Regions from separate parts of the Homo sapiens genome. Here region 2 is linked to region 1. The links are chromatin contacts, found by Hi-C in ENCODE. All regions are on one chromosome and are shown on one strand. Each heading gives the region's core, a stretch centred on a gene start or an enhancer-like site at or near the end of the contact. The rest is flanking DNA. Distances are from core to core; before and after follow the strand shown. Region 1 overlaps LOC101928911 (a long non-coding RNA gene). Region 2 overlaps BACH2 (BACH transcriptional regulator 2).

Region 1 (4,877 bases), core at 1,191-3,690:
AAAAGAAAGGAGAAAATTTTAAACTGTTGTTATCACTTTATCCTTTAACTTTAAAAAGAGTGCCCATTTTTTTTCAAATCTGAGAAATTGTACCCACATTTAATTTGCACTTAAAATCTTTTTTAGGATTAGAAATATTTATGTAATTCTTGCTCATTGTAAAAATGTTAACAACATTAACACATTTACAGTGAAGGCAAGTTTTTCTTCTGTGTACCTCAGACCTCCTTGAAGGCAACCACTGTTATCAGTGACTCCTCCACTTCCAGAGGTATTCTGTGAGCCTACATGCTGGGCATTTCATTATTTTTCTTCCAACTTCTTCCTCTCCATTTGTTAGACCAGTAGTGCTCAAGTGCTATTGTACAAACACTAGGGGAATTGCTTAGAAATGCAGATTTCCTAGTCCTTTTCCCAGAAATTCTGATTTTGTGGGCCTGGGTGAGTTCAAGGAGTCTGTATGAGTAACTGACCAGGTGATTCTGAAGCACACACCCTACTTGGAGATACTGTTTTAGAAAATAATTAGGGTCTCACTGCCCTGGGGATGAATCTGGTTGAGGTGTAGGAATCTCTCATAATGCCATGTCTATTTTTCGAGTCTTTGACCTTTACCGGGGCCACCTTCCCTTTGGTTTCCATGGTGACGCACGGAGGTCTTCCACATGTAATTAGTCTAAGGATCTTGATTCGTTCCATCGCCTCTCACTGACCGTTCGAGTGCTGCGCTGCAGTGTTATTAGCAAGGCTGAGAAAACTCAATTTGTTTTCTTTCTTCCTCCACTTATGTGATTATAGTTAACATCAGTTTTCTTATATCTCTGAGGAATAAGTAACGGTCGCGAAACTGCAGACTTTTGAGAGATGACAGTAACTTAGACATTGTTTCAGCCAGTCTTTAGATGGGAAAACTGAGTCCCAGAGAAATTAAGAAACTTGTCCAAGATAACAAAATAAATTAATGGCAGAGCTGACTAGAAACTTGGTTTACTAACTCTACATCTGGTGCTTTTTTTCTCATTTTGGTGGCAGCTAAAATCTCAGAGTCTCTGAAAATTATTCAAACAGTTCCTGTTCCCCAGTCCACCTGCCCCCTTGAAATACATCCTCGGTTCCCTGTTTCCCTAGACCTTTCCTGGGCCACACCAGCCCTGGTTGGTTGTCTTGCTCAGTGCAGTGACAGGGTGAATTATTTCTGCATTCTTGAATGTAGCAAAACTTATCTACTTGAACCTCAGGTCACCAAATATAAAGCAATTTTGAACTGAAGGGGTTGTGGATACTTTAAGTCTCTGTGGGAATACAGGAGCTCACAATTCTTATTCTCAGCTTCCTCAAACAAAGGCTCAAGGAACAGTCCTCATTACTTTTCAGAGGTTGGGGGAGGGTTAAGGTCAGGAAGAGGTTGCTGAGTTTACAGTCTCATCCTGTCTCCCTCCTCCTATTGACAAGTCATCAGGATGGTTTATAGATTACTGCCTTACTTTAAGGCCTGTTTGTTGATGTTTGCAGACATTTATCCAATCTCAAGAAACTCAAGGGACCTGATTTCAACTTCAAATTATATATTATCCATATTTGGGATGGAATGGGCAATTTTAATAGAGAAACCCTATCAATCAGGCCAGGGAATAAATAGGAGGGCTTTGATTTATATACTGTGTTGAAATCATCTATATTGATTTAAAATTTTTAAAGTTCCTATGAATGTAATATTTTAACCTGAATATGATTCTTAACAATCCCCTCTCCTCAAATTGTATTCTTCTATTTTTTTTAACCTTTGGTGAAATATTAACTTACTGTACCATGCATTGATAATGTCCCCAGAGGTTAGCCAGGAGAAATATCAGCGTGTCCTTGGAGAGCTTGTCTATCCTGATGAGAACAAAAATTCTAGGACAAAAAGGCTCAATTCCTGAAATAATTACAGTAACTTCAGAAAGGAAATTAAGTATCTATTGAAAGATACACTTAGTAGAATAGTGACTTTTCCTACACATTTAAAATTTAGATACTATATTCAGGAAAAGGGAATTTACCAGGGTTTTTGGATGCAAATGATGAGAAATTAGTTAGTATCTGCAAGCCTGTAAGTACAATATAGTTTTGTACTTATGTAATTAGAGCTGTTTGTGAATCACTCTAATGTCACGTCTGATAGCTATAGTCCTTCAAAGGGGTATTTACATTAAGCCTGATGATAGGTACAGGCATGGAGACAATGAAATTCATTTTATCTATTGTAACATGCAGCCAGTAAATTAGCTTCCCTTTAACTTATGCTACGAAATGATGCTATTTAGTTTATGTGCATTATTCTTGGACTTCTGCATTCCTGGGAAAAGGTTGTCAAAGGTTGTATTAGCTGTGCAGTGAGGCAGCACAGCATGTCCAGGCACATACTCAGGTTAAAACCCTGCTGTACACATCTGCTGTCATTACCCTTTGCATCTTTGCTGATAATTTTTAAGAACCAAAACTGTATGTTGCTATTTTTAGTCCACTTACTTTCTGTTGAGGGTGATGGTCATTATTCTGACATTTCGTGACATATATGTCCACCCCCTGCTCCCCTGCATCAAAATAGATATGTTTTCATACCTACCACACAATCCAGCTGGGCTCAATTTGCATTTAGTTCTCTGGGGAGAGTTAATAATTTTATTTTCAAAAGGTCACTTGCTGACACACAACCTATAAAATAGTTAGCTACCCAAGATTCTTTTCACTCATTCCTCAAATACTTGGTTTAGTTTGGTCTTTTTAATTCACTACTGAAAATCCATTGCCTCTAGGAATTTCAATATTGCATTACAGCATAACAAACTATCCAATATCACTAATGGCCTATTTAGGAATGAAATGCTTTTTTTTTTTCTGGTTTTAAGCAATTTCTAATTTTGAAGGGGATCAGGCACCATCTACAAGGATAGAGTTAATAGCTCCCTGAAGGGACACATCACTAGCCAGGTCATAAAAATCATGCATGCTTTGCTCTTTCAGCCATAAGGCAAGAGGAAAACAAATACGCCTATTTTCCCTCTGCATTACCTTTGTGGTCTGAGGATGTTTGAAAAATTACAGCCATTATATTATTATTATTATTGTTATTTTTTACAATGTTTCTGAAATATGCATTTTTATTCATGTTTATCTATTTATATCTGGTATTTATCTATTTATGTCCTTTCCTCAAGAATTTACTCTCTAAGATGTCTTCTTTCAAAATCATATCCAAAACAGAACGCAAGTGCTGGGATGAATATAATATATACCATTTGAGAATTTGCCAGGCGTAACTATTAACTGGAAGATTCAAGCAAAGAACTAGTTAGTAAGGGAAGAAATTACTCAACATATTTGTTTTGGCTGCTCACATCAATCAGATTTGTGAGATAATAGCTTTAATTCCTTGTGATGAAACACACCAATCCTTTTCTGTATTACAAATGTACCCCAGTTTGACTAAGACAAAAATCAATCTAAATGCAGTGCATTTGCTTTGTCATTGTAAATGGTGCTTGGGTAATGAGCCCCTCAGGGATGGACGGGAGAGAACAGAGCAGTAGAGGAGGAAACAGGAGTGGGTGGGCTAAGGGCAAGGTTTATGATCCAACCTAGAAATCAGGAGGGAAGACATTGGGAAAACATTTCAGTATTCGAAGAGAGGGCCAGACAGTGAGGTGAAGAAGACCCAACAGAACTGGACTTAAGGTGGGGAGGGGGAAAGATGTCATAAAGGTGTTTAGGATGCTCCCCCTATGGGGCTGCAGGCACAGGGAGAGGTGTGTATCGTTAAGTGGCTGCAGGGAAGCACCTTGGATTCAAATCCAAGGTCTTCACCTGAAACCTAAGCAGATTTGGAAAGAACTTAATTGTTCTTAAGAGGAAAGGAGCTAGTGTTTTTTGAGCTCTTCCAAATGGGCCTGGCCTTCCACAGATGTCATCTCATTTAATTCCGCACAGCATCCCTATGAAGTAAATTACAATAATAATAGCTAACATCCTTTACACGCTTAGTATGTGCCTGGCACAGCACACTAAGTGCTCGTTTTGCATTGCCTCTTCCTAACAGCCCTTTCTAATTGAGGAAACAGATTTGAAGATGGGGGTAATTTACTCAAGGAATTTAAATCCAAATATGTTTGGATCCAGGAGCTGGAATTGACATCCAAATATGTTTGATCCAAAGCCTAGACTTTCTGGTATACCATGATGCTTCCTCAGTGAGTGTAAAAACCAATGGAGATGGATAGAGAGCCAGGTTATGTGTCAGTTTGTGACAAGTTGTAGCTGGTGGGTAAGCTGAGTACCTGCCCTTTACTTGGATAGGCCACGCCTTTTTCTAAATGCCTCACAATGAAGTCAAGGTTATGGTCAAAAGAAGTTTTTAAGGTGAGGATTTCCATGATTTATGCAGGAGCAAGAACAAGGAGTGGAAATATAGCCAGGGCCCATCCCTATGTTACCATCTAATGGTAAATAACCAAACACACAAAAACAAAAGACTCCAGACCCCCAAGTCTTTGAGCAGTAGTGAAAGGAATCTCAGGAGAATATGGGAAGGCTTGATCGGATGGTACTTTGGAAACTGTTATTTCATTCAGCATCCCACACTGCCTCTGGGCTTCACGACGGCCACTTAAAGAGGAGACAATTCTGCTTTGTAACTGTCGCCAAATGTGAGGAGAGGAGGGCTTCCTGGAGAATGTCTTTCTCTTGAACTCGAAGGTGGATCTGCTCTCCCCATAGCCTCCACAGGCTACTGCAGCAGTATTTCCTCCCCCAAGGGGAGGAAAGGTCAAAGAAGCCAAAAATGGGGGGATCAGTAGCTATAGCAACACAGTCCTCTTCCCCACACCATAGATGCCTGT
Region 2 (4,877 bases), core at 1,710-4,209, 2.4 Mb after region 1:
GTTTTCATCATTTAGCTCCCACTTATAAGTGAGAATGTGCAGTTTGGTTTTCTGTTCCTGTGTTAGTCCGCTTAAGGATAATGGCCCCCAGCTCCATCTATGTCCCTGCAAAGGACATGATCTCATTCTTTTTTATGGCTGCATAGTATTCCATGGTGTATGTACCACATTTTCTTTATCCAGTCTATCACTGATGGGCATTTAGGTTGATTACATGTCTTTGCTTATTGTGAATAGTGCCGCAACGAACATACACGTGTATGTGTCTTAGAATAATTTATATTCCTTTGGGTATATGCACAGTAATGAAACTGCTGGGTTGAATGGTATTTCTATCTTTAGGACTTTGAGCAATCATCACAGTCTTCCACAATGGCTGAACTGATTTACACTCCCACCGAGAGTGTGTAAGTGTTCCTTTTTCTCCATAACCTTGCCAGCATCAATTATTTTTTGTTTTGTTCATGTTTCTTAAAGCACATAGGTAATCATTTTTCTTAGGTGTATACCTAGGGGTAAGATGGCTGTGTTGTAAGTTATTTGCAGGTTGAACTTGGTTAGGTAACAGCAAATTGTTTTCCGATATAATTGTACCAAGTTAGACTCCTGTCAACTAAATACAAAAACTCCCATTCATTCACATCCTTACATGGTATTGTCAGGTTTTAAAATTTCTGCCAATCCAGAGAGTGTGTAATCATATGTTACTATGATTTTAATCTGCATGTGTTTGTTTATTAATGAAGCTGAGCATCTTTTTATATATTTACTAGCCAATTGGGTTTCTTCCTTTGTGAAATGCATGTTTAAGAATATGAATGTACAGTATCATTTTTCTTTTTGGTTATCTGGCTTTTTTATTGATTCACATGTGTGCTGAACCAGTATTATTTATGTGCCACAAACGTCTTTACCACTTTGGGCTTGTTTTCTCATTCTCCATAGTTACCACTCAGTGAACAGAAGTCCTACTCACTTTTTTTTCCAACAATAAGTGAAAGACCCCTCATGCTTTTTTTTTTTTCTTTTTTGAGATGGAGTTTCGCTCTGTTGCCCAGGCTGGAGTGCTGTGGTGCGATCTTGGCTCACTGCAAGCTCTGTTTCCTGGGTTCACACCATTCTCCTGCCTCAGCCTCCCGAGCAGCTGGGACTACAGGTGCCTGCCACCATGCCCGGCTAATTTTTTGTATTTTTACTAGAGACAGGGTTTCATCGTTTTAGCCAGGATGGTCCCGATCTCCTGACCTCGTGATCCACCCGCCTCGACCTCCCAAAGTGCTGGGATTACAGGCGTGAGCCACCACACCCGGCCTCCTCATGCATTTTTAACTTTTGAACTATTTTATAAGAATTTTTTAGGTCTGGCCAGGCACGGCGGCTTACACCTATAATCCCAGCACTTAGGGAGGCTGAGGCAGGCAGATCACTTGAGGTCAGGAGTTCGAGACCAGCCTGGCAAACATGGTGAAACCCCATCTCTACTAAGATTACAAAAATTAGCTGGGCATGGTGGCATGTGCCTGTAGTCCAGCTACTCAGGAGGCTGAGCCAGGAGGATCACTTGAACCTGGGAGGTGGAGGGTGCAGTGGGCCGAGATCGCACCACTGCACTCCAGCTTGGGTGACAGGACAAGACTCCATCTCAAAATAAATAAATAAATAAATAAATAAATAAAGCACTTAGAAAGGAAAAGAATTATGTTAAATATACATGTTGGTCTTACAGTCTAGAAATTCAGTTGCTTTGACTATAAAATACAAAAAGCAAAGGCTCTGGGATAAGACCACTGTGATACGAAGCTAAGATAGTGATCTCTGATAGTCTGGCCAAACTGCAGCAAAACCAACCAAAACTAAACAAAAAACAAAAATGTCCCCATATGTAGACATACGGAAATGGGCTGCAAAAAGATGAACGTACACCTGAATTCCTGGTGACATCTGGGCAGCCCCTCAGCAGGTAGCACAGTTCTTCCTGAGCTAGCTGCTCCACTCTGCTGTTTCCTCTGACTCGCATTTTCTGTTAACCTTCCTCTTGGAATCCTTTGACAATGACTCACAGGGTTATGGGGCTACTTAGCAATACCACAGCCCTCCGCAATAGATGCTGTGTAGGAGGGACGCAGCTCAGTGGATTGTAGTCTGCACCAGTATTTTCCTTTCTGCATTCAGGGAGGATTTGCTTTTCAGCCACATTTCCCTCAAACACAGCCCCGACAGGAGATGCTTAGCGCAGAGATTTCTAAACGATGAAATGATCTGAGTTTGGCTCCTTAATCATAATGAAACTAAAAACAGTAAGATGAGAAAACAACAGGGGGATCATCATTCCTACAAAAAACAACTTTATACTTGGGCAAAATCAAGAGATTAAAAAAAAAAAGCTCAAACTAACATTTTCCAACCTTTCACTAAGAGCAAGGGCTAAAACCACATGTTTTGAAGGTCTTGCACTGTGTTATTATTAGAAGTCACAATTCTATTGATACTGATGAGTCATTCGTATCGGCGGAAACCAAGAACTTCCATCAACATCATGTTACACACAGTCACTGTGGCTTTTCTTTATTACTGGTCAAAGCTGCTTCAGAATGCTTATTGAAACTTAAGAAAAAGAAGGCAAACTCCTCAAGGGTGTGCAAAGCTTTCCCTTCCCCAGCTGATCTTACTTTAATCATCCTTTTTCAAGACAGTTTATGATGATTGGATCAACTTGTATCTACAAAAGGAAGTTTATTTAGAAGCCTCAGAAAAGCAACATTTCACACTTTCCGATGAAAATAAGCAAAACTGAACTCTGAAAACAAACAGTGAAACCATCTCTGAAAATACATGCTAGCTTTAAAATGACCTGAGGTCAAGTTTTTTGTTTTGTTTTTTAACCTCAATAACAGGGAACGGATATAAACAAAAGCTGTCATCACTTAGGGACTTCAGCCACATAAAACAATGTCAGGCTAGTCACTTGCACCCTCGCCCCTGCTTCCCTACTCAGGACACACTGCTTTGCACTGAGGGAGAAGTGGGTCAGGTTTCAGTTACGCCAAGAAAGCCTAACTAAGTTAAAGGTTTATGAAAACTCTTTCTGATCTTAGTAGGAAATAACAGCACATTCCCTTTTCATTTATTATCAGCCCCTTTTGCCTCTCCCCTTAAATATTCCCAGAAAAATAAAGTGAAGCAAAAAAAAAGTTTTCCTGAGGCATATCCAGAAATGCTATGAATCTTTATGCAGTCCCTACAAAGGTAGAAATTTGTCCAATTTTCTCCCCTGCAACCAGAAGGCTGTGTCTGGCTGCTGGCAGGAGAAGAGGACCCAGCTCAGCAGTGACCACAGATCTGAAAATAGCCTCCCAGTAGCTAACCAGCCCAGCAGCCCGGAGCTCTCCAAGGGCGGTGCTGGTACTATGGGCAGTTTACAGTGCGGCCAGCTGAGTGCTACAACAGCTGCATGAGTCAGCAAGCACTGCTGGTAGGAAAGTGCTGACATGCTAAATTACTCTCGTGTACTTGAGATGCACACACCTACCTGGCAAAAACAAAAACAGGGTACATGCAAATTAGCAAACGGGAACCTCTCTACGCTTGCAGTTTCTATTTTCCAAGGTTAGACCAAAAATATAAATAATCTATGCCACTGCTCAAAAAGAAGTAACAACTAATAATAATTAATCATGGTAATAAACAACTCACTCTTAGTGTTGCTATGTGTGGAACAGCTGCACTGAAATCTCACGAGCCAGTTAATTTTAACTGGTTTTAATTTTAACTAGATTTAACTGCTTTTCCTCCCTTCTGAAAAATCAAAATAGTTACCATATCGACCACAAGAACTGGTAACAGACAAGCACAGTTCCTGTTTTTCAGAGGGGACTTACTTTCAAACCCACAATATCAACACGCTTAACATAAGTGGAAATTTAAAATGTACTGTTTAATGTGGGAAATTTAAAACCTGTATGCTAATTGAGATCTCATGTGCCAGGCTTTGTCTGACAATGCCTCTCATTCATCTATGTTCTCTCGTTTTATACGGGACCTAAAAATCTGCAGGAACACTGGTTGTCTGGAACTGAGAATACATTTTCCCACAGAAATAGGGCCAGGCCAATGAGCTAGGATTCCTTGATAGTCCGTGAAAATGTCTTGAACTTAAAATATGAGAGGTTAAATTTATAATCTAAAAAGAAAATGATACTACAATGATAGTTCCAAAACCATTTAAAAGAAAATACTCTTGATTAACTGTGTTTGAGGAAATGTCTAACTACAGGAGGATGAAGGGACACAGTCTTCCAAGTGACACTTTCAGACTTCAACTTTAGGGTCATTCTGGTTCTCTAACATGGTTTCAATTGATAGTTTCATTTAAAATGCATAGAATTCTCTTACTTTGGCATAAAGTATTGTTAGAAAAAAAATCTTTATACTTACCGGTTTTAAGTACTGTTTTGTTCTCCAAAAAAAAAATTGAGACTTGGAAAACAAAAAAGGAGGAGAAACAAGTACAAAGAGGGGGTACTAGAGAGAGGGAAACAAATTAAGTCTGGAACAAAGAAAGACACGGAGGTATAACTAAACTGCAAAAACAAAGGAGAGGTAGGAACTAGAGGGCAGTTCCCCGCTAGACAGTGTGTTCCCAGAGAAAGAGGACTCTTCATCATACCCAGCTCTGGAGGTGACAGTGAAGTCCTGCAAGACAGTTCCACAGACTGGCACTAGATGGAGCCATCAACTCAACATAGCATGGTTGCTGGAGAAGGGTATGGTGGGGGAGAGGTGGGACTGAAGGGCGTTGACTCTACAGCCAGGTATTTACCTGCCAACAACTCTATCTAAAATAAGTATAGTTTAATTAATCAACCAACTCTCCTAAT

Evidence for each region. Hi-C counts contacts between places; a loop is a spot of excess contacts on that map. Pooled maps may share reads with other maps.
Region 2: a loop to region 1 is called in a pooled map, with 13 times the contacts of the local background. The contact joins two enhancer-like sites. A Hi-C loop is called at or near these places in 2 of 37 single-sample maps with no recorded cell type and 3 of 50 pooled maps.

The regions. Positions count from the first base shown.
Region 1 is chr6:87,902,856-87,907,732 of GRCh38, forward strand. The region is part of intron 2 of LOC101928911 (a long non-coding RNA gene); the gene reads left to right. Among named protein-coding and RNA genes, the nearest start is that of SPACA1, 140 kb to the right of the region's middle. RefSeq lists enhancers at 2,349-2,598, 4,683-4,732. Within about 2 kb of position 2,441, at least 2 of the 41 ENCODE cell types and tissues checked have a DNase peak (open chromatin) inside an H3K27ac peak, as active enhancers do.
Region 2 is chr6:90,282,363-90,287,239 of GRCh38, forward strand. All of the region lies in intron 1 of BACH2 (BACH transcriptional regulator 2), which reads right to left. Among named protein-coding and RNA genes, the nearest start is that of BACH2, 12 kb to the right of the region's middle. RefSeq lists an enhancer at 3,184-3,684. Within about 2 kb of position 2,960, at least 33 of the 41 ENCODE cell types and tissues checked have a DNase peak (open chromatin) inside an H3K27ac peak, as active enhancers do.